2 separate regions of the Homo sapiens genome follow, and region 2 is linked to region 1. A link is an interaction called in ENCODE POLR2A ChIA-PET data of the cell type or tissue named here. Cell type or tissue: A673. All regions are shown on one strand. Region 1 overlaps BIRC6 (baculoviral IAP repeat containing 6). Region 2 overlaps BIRC6 (baculoviral IAP repeat containing 6).

Evidence for each region. ChIA-PET counts read pairs that join two places held together with the same protein. Peaks named below come from ENCODE experiments on the same cell type or tissue, not always from the same donor. Only the 100,000 strongest peaks of a DNase experiment are listed, where the experiment ranks them.
Region 2: POLR2A ChIA-PET joins it to region 1 with 9 read pairs; 4 of 35 experiments call an interaction of 5 or more read pairs at or near these places.

The regions. Positions count from the first base shown.
Region 1 is chr2:32,452,274-32,454,773 of GRCh38, forward strand. It overlaps BIRC6 (baculoviral IAP repeat containing 6), which reads left to right. Exons shown (of 74, transcript NM_016252.4): 23 at 1,535-1,669. Among named protein-coding and RNA genes, the nearest start is that of MIR558, 79 kb to the right of the region's middle. In A673, no CTCF peak of the experiment used is centred here; a DNase peak (open chromatin) is centred at 1,288.
Region 2 is chr2:32,547,828-32,550,327 of GRCh38, forward strand. BIRC6 (baculoviral IAP repeat containing 6) reads left to right here. Exons shown (of 74, transcript NM_016252.4): 64 at 23-187; 65 at 1,486-1,654. Among named protein-coding and RNA genes, the nearest start is that of MIR558, 17 kb to the left of the region's middle. In A673, no CTCF peak of the experiment used is centred here; no DNase peak of the experiment used is centred here.

The DNA.
Region 1 (2,500 bases):
GGTAAAACATTGTCACTTTTTTCATTAAATTATTTTTTTCTTCAGAAAACAGTTATTTTTCATCAAATTATGCTATTTTAACATTTAATGGGTTTATTATTAAATGAATTAATATTTAAATTTCACACCTTGAAATTTCTACTATGGTAAATACCAGTAAAACAAGGAAACAAAAGCTCTTCAGGGTGCTTAATATTTTAAAGATATGTAGAGGGATCTTAGAATTGAGAACTGTTCCTCTAGGCATATTGTTCTTTCAGTTCCTTAAATGTGCCATGTTTCTTTGCTATGGGGATTTCACTCATGTTCTTTCTGCATGGCTTTTCTGCCACTTCAAGGGAGCAAATGTATGAAACTCTCTTATTCTTCCTATGAATCCCCTCATTTTGTTAGAGAAGCATTTTATTATCCCATAACTTAGGACTGATTGCCCCTTGACTTACTAGTCCTTTAAATTTCTCTTAAGTAAAACCTTGCAGCTTAAAAAAAAGTTGCGTTAATTCCTAATAACCACTAACATAGAATATAGTCTTCGTGAGGACTGGGACTTACCTTTTATTCTTCTGTCTCCCAATTCTTGTATTGAGTAAGTGTGCAATAAGCATTTTTTGGAGCATGTGTCAGGCCCTATGCTGACCCCCAATAAGACATTGGAAAACAAGGTTATGACAGTTTATTCTTGTGTTTGATAGTCCTTCAGCTGTTAATGACAGTTTTTATACCTCCCCATTCTTTTCATCTGTGAATTCTGTTTTGCTTTGTGATTTAAATAATTCTGTTTAAATGAGTGCTAATTCCAAAAAAAAAAAAAAATTGCAAAGTAGTGAATATAATCCTTGCCTTCCCAAGCTGCATACGCAGTCCCTGTGAATTCATTTGTGTTCTTCCCTCTAGACTTCTTGCTGTGGTTTTATTGGTCATATAGTTGTGGCTACATGGTTTTTTCTTTTAAAAACTACTTATGCTAGCTTAAACTATTTTTATGACCATGAAGTAGTGTGCCTCATTCTATAAAACTGATAATATGAACAAAATACAAGAAACAATGTGTAGATAAACCTTGTTAATATTTTGAAATGTTCATCCTTTGTTTTGTGTCTTATATTTATGCAGTTGACATCTTAGAATGTATTCTGATTTTACATATAGCCAACAGATTAGGTGATAGCTAATGTGACTAGCTGATTTACTACTTTTTTCACCCCATTTGAGATTGAAATTTTTCACCCCATTTGAGATTGAAATCACTTGTTACTAAATGTAAGTTTCATGTTACAGGAAACTACCACTCATGTTTCTGTTAATGTGAGGAGCTACTAAGTTGCTTTTATCCAAATCTGCTTTTGTAGCAGGGAAACTCGTGCCTGCTGTTTTGTCAGTTTTCTTAATACCATGCCCATGATTCAAGCACTGTGTAAGAGTTGTGTATTTATATGTTCTAATTAAAATTGAAGTTGCAGCTATAATTATTGTTGTGACTATTGCTTTTTAAAAATTATCTTCACGTGTTATAAAACTTGTCTTTTGCCATTAGGAAATGGAAAGGTCAGTAGTTGCACAGCTGCTGAGGGTAGTTTCACATCTCTCACTGGACTTTTGGAAGTTGAACCTCTGCACTTTACTTGTGTGTCAACTAGTGATGGAACCAGAATAGAAAGGGATGATGCAAGTACGTTTACTGGTATATACCTTCTTTTATTATATACTTTATGCAGTAATAAAGTGATATTTATATATTTAAACATTATTTCTAATTATGTAATTTTCATTGCTGTTAAGTGGAAATTTATTTGTGGGAGGGGCATTTGGGGGAAATATAAATCGTTTTATATTCTTTCCTAAGTCAATTCACAGGGTTATTTTTCCCCCTGTACCCACTTAGAACAGTGTCTTAAATCATTCTGTTTTTATGTGTATGCACTTTCAGAAATTTTTTAATTTGAAAAATATCAAATATGTTGGAAATGGAAGAGTAAAAATAGACTACGTGTTTCTACTACTGAATGATGTTTTTGAGAAGGTTGAGATGAGTAAAGAGGGAATACTGTTTCTCGAACTAGTTTAAAACAACCTTGAATATGTGAGGAACTATTTGGGTTTGTTGAATATGTGATGTTCTTGGTGTGTTAAATACCTTCACTTAAAAATTAAGTTTTTGACCATCAATCAGTGGAAACTTGTTTATTTTCTTTCTTGTTTTCTGTGATTTTTTTTTTCCTTCTCACGTAGGAAGATCGGTATTTATTTACAGTTACTTCTATTGCAGCATAAATAATAGAAGTCTTTCAGTTAAGATTGGTTTATGATTTTATATCTGTATTAGTCACTGAAGGGTTTGACTGTTGTCTTAACGTGATTCTTCTGTTGATGGTTTTGTGTCATTGGGTACCATCTTAGTCTCCTCAACAGTTTAACAAAAAGCAAAAACGGTTTGCTAGAGAAGTCGTGAAAAATATAATCTTAGCTGGTTCCAGAATAGCAGGAGGTTTTAAAAGGAATT
Region 2 (2,500 bases), 96 kb after region 1:
TTTCATTTTTTGTTATTTTAAGCCACAGGTGTCAAGCTCTCATAACCCTACATCAACAGAAGAACAACAGTTATATTGGGCCAAAGGGACTGGCTTTGGAACAGGCTCTACAGCTTCTGGGTGGGATGTGGAACAAGCCTTAACTAAGCAAAGGCTGGAAGAGGAACATGTTACCTGCCTTCTGCAGGTATATTTGTAAACTTGATATTGTTCATGATAATGGCTTTTTTTTTGTATTTATTATTTTAAAATATTGATAACTAATCCAACTTTCCTCAGCTATGTTTATGCCCACTTGTGGTCCTTCTTCCCAGTGCATTCTAAGATACCACTGGATAAAGATTGTTCTTGCTTACTTGTGACTCTGTATTTCTTCCCTCTCAACTAGCTTCTTCACTGAGAGGAAAGTGGCAGGGATGAAATTATCCAGTAGCTGGAAGATGCATCTTCCTACAGGCATTTTCTTGTTTAATGTGTTGTATCTGGCCTTTTTTTTTTTTTTAAGTGTTATTTATTTATATGCATTTTGGTTGCTTACTTTTTTTTTTTTTTTTTTTTTTGAGACGGAGCTCACTCTGTGGCCCAGGCTGGAGTGCAGTGGCGTGATCTCAGCTCACTGCAACCTTCACCTCCCAGGTTCACGGTTGCTTACATTTTTTAAAATAACTTTTCAGCCGGGCGTGGTGGCTCATGCCTGTTATCCCAGCACTTTGAGAGGCTGAGGTGGGTGGATCACCTGAGGTCAGGAGTTTGAGACCAGCCTGGCAAACATGGTGAAACCTGCCTCTACTAATAAATAGAAAGATTAGCTGGGCTTGGTGGCACATGCCTGTAATCCCAGCTACTCAGGAGGCTGAGGCAGGAGAATCACTTAAACCCGGGAGGCAGAGGTCGCAGCGAGCCAAGATTGCACCATTGCACTCCAGCCTGGGCGATAAGAGTGAAACTCGGTCTCAAAAAAATGAATAGATAAATAAATAACTTTTCTAGATTCAGGCAAGTTGGACAAGAATAGAAAGTCTTTATACCACAGAAATGTATAGGGGAAATAATGAAAAGGTTAGCTTTGCTTCCTGCATCAGCTAATTGAAGTTCGTCAGTGCTTTGAATGTGTCTTCTGCAACTCTAGAATGCTCCTTCTAGTATAAAGTTCTAAGATTTTGTTACCTTCAAACTGTGAATTGAGTCTATTCAATAAAATATGTAAATAATACAGAGTTGCTACTACATTTTTTATGTTCGTAGTTGTATTGCTTTTATATGTCTAGTCATATGTAGTGTACCATCCTTTGTAAGCAACACTCTCAGACAAAACAGATCCTTCTCTTTTGAAAATTTAAACAAATAATTATTTTAAAACATAGTATAAGATACTGATTAAGTAGAAAATATGTACTCTTAGTATTCAGATTGAATTTCTAACCTACAATAAAAACTTTTGAAGTATGTGAAACTGAAATCCAAATTAATTTCAACAATTTTTAGGTTCTTGCCAGTTACATAAATCCCGTCAGTAGTGCGGTAAATGGAGAAGCTCAGTCATCTCATGAGACTAGAGGGCAGAACAGTAATGCCCTTCCTTCTGTACTTCTCGAGCTTCTCAGTCAGTCCTGCCTCATCCCAGCCATGTCATCTTATCTACGAAATGATTCAGGTAAATAATCCCTGTAAATGTGTCTGTGGATGAATAATTTTGTTTGCTTATTTTATCATTGTCTAATAGTAAGTTTCAGTTGAAATAGTTGATGGATTTATTTCCTAAAAAGTATTCTGGAAATATTTAGTTGGTTTTTGGTGCCCTTAATTTGATACTTTGTCATCACTTACCATAGAACACAGAATAATAAAAGTTTCATTATTCCTTTGTCTTTATCTGTGAAAGGTGAAAGTAAACTTTTTTTCCTTTTAATCATCTGTAACTGAAAATGATAGGACAAAGGCTAACAACTTCATGACATCATTCTGATCTGAATATGGTCAAATTTCTATGGATTTTAAATATTTTTGTCAAACACTATCGCAGACAACAGTTATTTTTGAAGAAAGGCAGATACATGAATCAAGTCCATAGGTACTTGATAAGATGATGATTAATTTCTTAAAATTCAATAATAAAAGTACTGTAGCTACTTGTTTTGCCAGTATACAACTGATTATTGATTGAATAATATAGTTTATTATTTCCTTGGTTATGGAATTATCTAAGAAATGTGTTCTTTTCCTAAGAATAGAAAGTTACATGTTCAGAAATGTATAGATATTTCCAAGAGAAACAAGCAGTTAACATCTATTTCTTTCAGCCAAAACCTTTATTATTTATTGTTTCAACTCTGTTTTACTCATATTCTTATCTCTGTCTTTATCTTCTTATGAAAATTTACATGTATATTTCATTAATTTATTAAGGAAGAATAGATAAGGGAAACAATGGAAATGAATCTTGGTAGTCTATTTTGTGGTTGGTAGCAGCTAAGTGACACAGTTGGATGTCTGGTAAAAA